Regions from separate parts of the Homo sapiens genome. Here region 2 is linked to region 1. A link is an interaction called in ENCODE POLR2A ChIA-PET data of the cell type or tissue named here. Cell type or tissue: Panc1. All regions are shown on one strand. Links, peaks and the distances in the headings refer to the core of each region. The heading gives the core; the rest is flanking DNA.

Region 1 (4,395 bases), core at 1-4,000:
GGCCAAGGGATGGGGAGTGGTGAGTGGGCCTATGTTAGGAGGTCACACAGATATATACCAGCTTTTTATTTACATGATCAACGGGACTTCATTTTTTTCTCCAGTCCCTCCTGTGTTTGACATTAAGACAGCTTAATGTGAATTTTAAGTGCAATAATGTGTTGTTTACCCTTAATGATAACTTTTAGGGAATATTTATACCCCTTTAAAAAAGTTTTGGGCCCACAATAGCTAGATTATTTCGTGTTTTACAGTTATATTTTTTACTTAACAGAAAATCACAACTAACAATAAACTTTTATGGTGAATATAGTTTGTTATCTTAGTGGGACTGTTAAGAAATTTGTTTATAACCCCAGTCTGTGTTAGGTACTACCTTCTATGGAGTGATCATTATAGTTAGCATTGGAATATTATTACCTGTCTGCCCTCTTAAAATTACTTTCTTGAAGGTGCCTACCTTAGAGCCTGGCATACACTTCTCAGATGTTTGTTGAATTAAACATGTTGACATCTTACCTCCTTTTTTGATTTCTAGTTTCTCAAAGATAGGGTATGTGCACATGGTTTAAAAAAAAATGAAAATCTGAAAGTGACATTAGAAATATTGTCTAATAATTTTAAGAAATGAAGCAGTTGTGTGATTGTTGATAGTTTTGTGCCCTTAGAGGAAAAGGCACTTATATGTTTTCTTAAAAACAACTTAAAAACATGTCATGTTATTTGTAGTACTTGCTGCCAAGGTGCTTAATTTTACTTTACTGTCATTGTTGGGAAGGAGATTTAGGAAGATAAAATTGCTTTACTTAAATAGTATAGTTTCTTGTCAGTCCTTATACCAAAGGGTATCAATTCATAAGCAGAGAAAAACTACCAGTGCTCATCTCAGCTCTTGGAAAATTTTGGCATTTATGGAATTATATAGGTAAACTCCCCACCCCGTTAGTTACCCTTTTAAAAGTCCCCACATATATAGTTCTTGTACTCCATGCAGGGCACAATAGATAGGAATGATTTCTTGTCCCTAAGTGCTGCTTTGGTGTGTTCAGGATAACGACTGTATTTGATTGAGTGATTTTAGTTTAAAAGAAAGCTGAGTATAATCATATGTGGCTGATTGTCATTTAACACAAATAGCTATGTTTTTAAACACAGGTGTGTCTTTTAATTTTAAACAGTGCCATTACTTAGAAAACTGATAAATTGAAGTTTTCACTTAGCTGAAACTAAGCTCTTTTATTTCTTTTTTCTTTTTTTTTTTTCAGTTGGAGTCTCGCTCTGTCACCCAGGCTGGAATGCAGTGGCGTGCTCTCGGCTCACTGCAACCTCTGCCTCCTGGGTTCAAACAGTTCTCCTCCCTCAGCCTCCCGAGTAGCTGGGATTACAGGCGCCCGCCACCACGCCCGGCTAATTTTTGTATTTTTAGTAGAGACGGGGTTTCACCATGTTGGCCAGGCTGATCTTGAACTCTTGACCCCATGATCTGACCGCCTCGGCTCTTGACCCCATGATCTGACCGCCTCGGCCTCCCAAAGTGCTGGGATTACAGGCGTGAGCCACCAAGCTCTAAACTGTTTATTACTGTGCTTTAGCAGTAACAGTGTTTGAAAATCTGTGATGAATTTTTAAAAAATATATTGCAGAAGTGATTTATCTAGAATTCTTACAATTAGCAAGAAAAGGACTGCACTTAATGTTTTCGTCTTCAGTTTCTTGATGCGGAAACTCTAGTTTGAAAATCCGGCAATCCTATCAAGTCTAACAAAATAAATTATGTTCATAAAGTTGCTTCATGTATTAGTCTAATATTTTTGTAGAACTAAATTTTGAGGCTGGGGAAATGAATCGATTGTAAGATTTATATCACATTATTTATTATAAGCAGAATGTGTCATATTCTGCTTAGCAGATAAGCAGATATTGAAGTATCGGAAAGAACATAATTAGTCGGATGTGGTGGTGTGTGCCTGTAGTCCCAGCTACTTGGGACGCTAAGGAGCGAGGATTGCTTGAGCCCAGGAGGTCAAGGCTGCAGTGTTATGATCATGCTACTGCGCTCCACCTTGGGCAACAGTGAGACCCTGTCTTAAAAAATAAAACATCAAAATGCAGTTACATCCATAAAGTGGCTCCACATAATGGTCACAATGTAAGTAAAGGGCATGTGTGTGCAGGCATTTATATCTGTAAGTGAAGACATGCAGTGAATGTGAGCTGGGCTTTGTGAGTACTGGGGCTGGTTAAGTTCCAGCTGAGAAAGGTTGGCCCCGGGATTGAATAAGTAGCTGGCCTTAAGTAAGCACCTCGCTTTTGCTTTAGTGCAGGAGAGGTCATTGTAGAGACTGGGCCTGATCTCCTGGTCAGTAGCAAATCATTGGGGAGCCCTTGGTTTTTAAGCTGATTTTATAGTTTGAAATATATAGGAAAAAACAAACAAAAAATAATACATTTTAAGAGTAGAATTAGGGAAATGCATAGTAAGAAAACAAACATGCAATTTTAAAATTTGAAACCGAGCCTGGTGAGGTGGCTCATGCCTGTAATCCCAGCACTTTGGGAGGCCGAGGCAGGTGGATCACGAGGTCAAGATTTCGAGACTAGCCTGGCCAATATGGTGAAACCCTGTCTCTGCTAAAAATTAGCCGGGCATGGTAGAGTGTGCCTACAGTGCCAGCTACTTGGGAGGCTGAAGCAGAAGAATCGCTTGAACCTGGTAGGCGGCGGTTGCAGGGAGAGGAGATTGCGCCACTGCACTCCAGCCTGGGTGACAGAGCGAGATTCCATCTCAAAAACAAATAAAATTTGGAACCTTTTTTGTAAACTCTTCAATGTCATAGTTTTACAGGGTCTCAAACTTACTTTGCAGATTATATCAGAGAATTGTGTTTTAGAGCTGCAGGGGACCTGAGAGTTGGGAGTATATGTTCATTTCATAGGTGCAAAGACAAGTGGGCAGCAGAGCTAGAGCAAGACACTCACTTCTGCCCTCTGTTCCATTTTGTGGCGTGCCTCTCCACAAGGGGAACTGGAGGGAAAAACCTGGAATATTTCCATATGCTAAAAATCTGCTGCTGTTGCCTCAAGTTGTGAAGGTAAAGAAGACAAACCAAATGATTTTTTGCTAATTCTGTGATATGCTGGTTTTGAACAAATGATGGTCAGATTCTTAGAACTAGAATTTATTTTTAACGATAACTTTCTAATTAAGAGGCTAAAAGTGAGAAAGCCATTTTTAGAGGATTTCAGCTCATTCACTTCTTTGTAAGCAAAGGCTAGAGCCTCAGTTTTTTGAATAATGTAAAAATTGTTGCTGCTATTATTTTTACTACTCAAGAGGAAACATTTTTGGCTGGGTGATTTAATAGAGAAGTATGCTATTGCTAAGTGATTCAAGTTAGGAATGTATACTTGTATCAGTTTTAGATCAGCCTGGGGTAAACAGCCCAATGATATATCAGGTAGATAACTGAAGAGTGACACCCAGGAGGTGGATGGTTATGAATTGAATGGAAACGGTGCTGCACCAGATAGCCACCAGGTAGCTACTATATCGTATTCCTGATGCCAGCATCTGGGGGATGATTGCTCATTTCAAATAATTCAAACAAATTAAATGTAAGCCACAGTTCTTTGCTATGTTACAGCAATTATATCCCTTTGATACAGTTGTTACATGGCAGGTGAATACATTTTTTTAAGAAAAAAAAATTTCAAACTGGGATCAAAAAAATTACCCTGAAACCGCATCTAATTGTCTATTGTCGCTGATTCCACCGTGGTTGCAGTGATGCCATTATCATGAGAGTATTCAAGTTTTAACTCTGTATGTGTGTGCCTGCACATGCGTGAGCCAGCATAAAGATGAAATGAATTTATGTTTTTGTGCATATGCTAATGAGACCCTGTGATGAAGTGGTAAGCATTCTTGTACTATAGACCTGGGATCTAATCATGACTCCGCAATTAACTGGTTTGGTGATCTTGGGTGAGATAACTAATGTCTCTGAACCTCAAGCTTCTTCATCTGTGAATGAAATTATCAACTGCCCTGCCAACCTCAAATCCAAATACTCTGAAGTTGATGGGTATTCAGAAGAGCCTCTCATACTATAAAGTAGCAGCATCACTGCTTGGTTTTTAATTTTTTTTTTTTTTTTAATTTTGTGTGAGTCTTTCTCTGTTGCCAAAGCACTGGATCTTGGCTCACTGCAACCTCTGTCTCCCAGGTTCAAGTGATTCTCCTGCCTCAGCCTCCCGAGTAGCTGGGATTACAGGCGTGCACCTCCACACCCGGCTAATTGCTGTATTTTAGTAGAGACAGGGTTTCACCATGTTAGCCAGGCTGGTCTCCAACTCCTGACCTCAGGTAATATGCCTGCCTCAGCCTCCCAAAGT
Region 2 (4,395 bases), core at 262-4,261, 110 kb before region 1:
TTTAGATATTGAATTGACTCTTAGGCCAAGATTCATGATCTCTTCAGGTGACCAATGGCCCCATTCAGAAGATGAAAACGTTTCCTCAAGCTTTTGGAAATATGATGGCTTAGTAACCTAGTGCTTTAGTGACCCAGCCTTCGGTGTCAAGAAGAGAGAAAGAGAACGAGACATCCAGCTGGGAATCGAGTGCTTACTTCAAAGCTTTTATCTTCAGAGGAAAGAAATCTTGTGAATTTCATTAATGTCAACAAGATCTGAGAAGATTTGAAGTGGGTAAGCCCTTGGGCATCTCTAGCGTGCCAGATGCCGTGGTTATTGTAAGTTTTGGTTGAAAAACCATTGCAACTTTGATTCACACACCCATGAACCAAGACTTTGGAAATATCCATTGTAAGGTTGTATTTAAGGGAATGTAGGGAACCTTCGGTTTCCAAGAGAACATGAAGTCAGCCAAGGAAGCAGTGGCTAAGCATGGCCCAGACACAGAAACACCCAGGATTCCAAATGGGGAAACACACATTATGGTTAAGGGGGAGAAAAGTTGAGTCCCCTCAAAGTTACATAGCAAAGCTAAAAAAATAGAGTGAAAGAAGCATTTCTTTAGGATTCTAAAAGCAGATAACTTCACGGCTTCTCCCCAAAAGGCTCTTCTCTTACTCATTGTTTAAAAAGAAAAAAAATGAATTTGGTCCTAGGTTTTCCCCTGCCTCTTTCTTTTCTTTCTCACTCCTTCACCTCCAGAAAAGACCAGATTGGAATTCATAGCTGTTTCCCTATAATTATCTAAACTTTACTGGAGAAAACTCTTATTCTAAAACAGGTAACACTATTTCTATATAGTAAATTCAGTCCAAGCTAACCCAAACAAACACATTTCTGGCAAAACAAATGGTGACAATTTAATCTAGGTATTGAAACTGTAAATATCTTAAAAGATAAAATATACCTGTAGCTTTCCTTTTCCCCTTTCTTAATTCATATTAAAAAAACTCAAAAGCAACCATTTCTAAATTCGCAAACATTATGAGTTATTGTTAATGACTTTTTTTAGCAATATGTTATCTGTTGAATAAATTTCTTTTGAAAATTTTTAGCTTTATTTCACTAAAATTGACATTTCTGCTTAAAAAACAAGGAGTAAATACAAACAAGGAGTTTCTGTTTTGGTCATCTCAATCTTTTAACTACTAAATCCAATAAACACAAAGGAAAAATTTGGCTGGGTGTGGTGGCTCACGCCTGTGATCCCAGCACTTTGGGAGGCCAAGGCGAGCGGATCACTTGAGGCCAGGAGTTCGAGACCAGCCTGGTCAACATGGCAAAACTCTGTCTCTACTAAAAATACAAAAATTAGCTGGGCATCGTGATGCACACCTGTAATCCCAGCTACTCAGGAGGCTGAGGCAGGAGAATCGTTTGAACCTGGGAGGCAGAGGCTGTAGTGAGCCAAGGTTGCACCACTACACTTCAGCTTGGACCACAGAGTGAGGCTCCGTCTCAAAAAAAAAAAAAAGGAAAATTTATTCAGAATCATCCAACAGAGAATCTGTGATGGCTTAGTGTCGTCAAGAAACATGATAATAATAAATGCAGTGAGTTCCACCTGCACAAACCTGCCAAGACCTGAGCCAGGCCGCCAGGGCTCGCTTTCTCTCTCACCACAGCGGATGACATCACTGCAACCCAATCAGAAGAAAGCCAGCTTTAGCTGTGACTGATGACGTCAAAGGTTACAGGTCTTAATAGGTGAAAATCCTTTTACTTGGGCCTTAAAGCTCTTGAAATTTTTTAGTTCAGCATTTGAGAATCAAAAATATGCCTTTTCTGGTCCAGAAAGAAACTATTTGATTTCTTCTGTCAGCATTTTTTTTTTAAATTCCACTCAGTGTTGCTTCAGCGAGATTACCTGGCCCCAGTGGGGAACACATGGCAAGGCGATTTCTGCAGTCGGCTTGATTCCGACAAATGCTGGGTACGGAAAGAGCTTGGATCTGGCCTGAGTTCACTCAAGCGCCATGTGTGCAAAGTGGCTACGCCTGGCAGCAAATGCTCCACATGCCAACGGCCAGAGCACAGCCCTAGACCGATGGCGGTGCGGCTGAACCACGAGGCCTCCGCAGCTATTTATTTCAGAGCCTTGGTTTTATGGCTGTCATTCAGCCTTGGGTGCGTGGAGAGAGTCAGTCTGCCTGAGTCAATGTCTCATGCTCTCTGCGGCTAAGGTGAATGTTGTTCTATCAGTATAATCGTCATGTATTTGTCTGAGATAGTTGCTAATTTCTACAGTCAGTTCTACAGTCTAGCTATTGTGTACCTAGGAAGTAACACAAACCATTGTTGTTACTGAGCCTGGCAAGTTGCATCATAAAATTCAAGCTTCCGAAAGCAGGTATTTAGTGTGAAGAAAGACTGGTAATGATAGTTTTATCATCATCTCAGTCACCTCTTAACCATTTCCTGATTCACTCAGGTGGTTTTTAATGGAGTTTCCCAAGTTAGTGTTTCCTGGGAGAATGTTTGGTTCGTTGCCTTCTAACAGCCTCCAGCTCTTCAGGCATCTCAGGCAGGAGAGCGTGTTGGGGCCGGGACTCTCCTCCCGTGGACCTGACAACTCTGCCTTCCCCGGTGTGGTCTCGCTGTTCCCTTTGAGAGTGCGATGCTGCCGCTTCAGCCAGGACGTTCTCAAAATTAGCAGAAGGGCTTCCTTCCTGAAATCGTGCCTATTTAGGATTTTCTTAGTCATTACGAAAAAGTATAGATAGAGTTCATAAATGACTTCATCTATTCGGTATCAAATGAACAACACTTCAGGCATGTTGAATGAGCAATCTAAAGGAAACATTTATTTGTTTAATTTTTCCAGTGCCTTCAATAAGGCTTTCATTTCCAAATAACTCCTTTGTGTATTGCTGTTCATACAATGGCTATATATTTACCATTTAACAGTATTGCCCCAAAGCGTAAGAGTGAGAAAAATCCAAATTTGAATTAAATTCTCCCTGAGCCTCGCAGTGGCCGTCACACGTTCCCCTCCTGCTTTTCGCGTCTCTAGGATCTCCGAGTGTCTTGACTACAACAAACCGTTCAGAGTTCTCAAGACGCAGGGCTCGGTGGCAAGCAAAGCGCCACGGGGGACACACAGCGCGTGGAGGCTCTGGAAGCAGTGGGGTGCGTGGGCCCAGACATACTTCCATGGAGGAGAAAGTGACCACTGTATGCTACAGGAAGCGTGGCTAATTAGGCTTCCTCAGCTGGATGGCAAGCTCCCGGGGGTCTTTTTTGTCTCGCATTGCCCTATAGCGCGGAGTAGATGCTTAGTCTACAGGGAGGACAGCCTGTGAAACAGCTGCAGCTGCTGCCACGACCCACGGCGTTCTGCAGGACGGAGGAGCAACGCGTCAGCACACGTCCCGGGAGTGACGTGGGAAGACCTCGCTCTGGCCACCAAACCGTCCTTCCTTTCTGTCTTTGCTTCCTTCACCTTCGATTTTTTCCTTTCTCCTGTAATAGTCATAACTAAAGAACGTAGAAGAAAGAATGAAGTTTGCACACAGTCTAGAATTGAAATGGAGAATACATCATCAGAATCCTAGGTCATCCAAGCCTCTTGCTGGTCCGTGTCCACGGAGTGGCAGATATCTTTGTGAAATGTAAATGTGTCAGGTGCAGCTCCCCATTGCGGTGGCCCTCGGTGACAAGATATACGGCTGTCCCTTCACAGCCCCAAGCTGAGTTCACGCAGCCCGGAGGATGCTATCGCTGGACAAGAGACCAGAGACCGGGATAGACACGTGCGTCCTAGTTCTGAACAAAATGGTATCCGGAAAGAGAAAGCATCCCATGGGGACAGTTTAAGGAGGTTTAGATAGAAAAATGAGTGTGCATATTATTCATGCTTAAACTGCTTACATCATCAAAAACACCAATATTCAGAGGAATAAATGCACTTAAAATAATTCTTAACCAAGAACAACTTTGAGGCAGTAGGTCACATGCCTCCTGCATGGAGGGATCTCCAAGAACAGAAACTAAATCCCTCGTTCTCCTCTGCCTGCCTCTCATCTTTCCAGAAGCACCAGGTCTGGCTTAAACCATTGCTTTCATTCTATTTGTTTGATTATAAATAAAATATATCTTTTCCATCATCAATGTATATTTTCTAGCTCCCAGACATAAAATCCACTCCTTGCTTTCTAAATTGAAGTGTCATTTTCCTAATCAGAATTGACAATTGTAAATAACCATTTGGGTTTATTCGTTTTAATGTCCTATTCTCACAAACGTATTTTTCACGTGTCGCATGTATTTAAAATGGTGAGTTCAAACTTAATCATCTCAATTTCAGGCCCTCAAAAAACTGTCAATGTAGCAGGTTTGAAATGGAGACCTCAT

The links. ChIA-PET counts read pairs that join two places held together with the same protein. Peaks named below come from ENCODE experiments on the same cell type or tissue, not always from the same donor. Only the 100,000 strongest peaks of a DNase experiment are listed, where the experiment ranks them.
Region 2: POLR2A ChIA-PET joins it to region 1 with 7 read pairs; 2 of 35 experiments call an interaction of 5 or more read pairs at or near these places.

What each region holds. Positions count from the first base shown.
Region 1 is chr6:163,420,501-163,424,895 of GRCh38, forward strand. The region is part of intron 1 of QKI (QKI, KH domain containing RNA binding); the gene reads left to right. Among named protein-coding and RNA genes, the nearest start is that of QKI, 8.0 kb to the left of the region's middle. RefSeq lists a silencer at 2,677-2,921. In Panc1, for the core only: no CTCF peak of the experiment used is centred there; no DNase peak of the experiment used is centred there.
Region 2 is chr6:163,307,164-163,311,558 of GRCh38, forward strand. All of the region lies in intron 4 of PACRG (parkin coregulated), which reads left to right. PACRG-AS1 (PACRG antisense RNA 1) reads right to left here. Exons shown (of 6, transcript NR_028390.1): 6 at 2,822-3,807. Among named protein-coding and RNA genes, the nearest start is that of PACRG-AS1, 15 kb to the right of the region's middle. RefSeq lists an enhancer at 2,112-3,311. In Panc1, for the core only: no CTCF peak of the experiment used is centred there; no DNase peak of the experiment used is centred there; H3K27ac peaks cover 555 bases.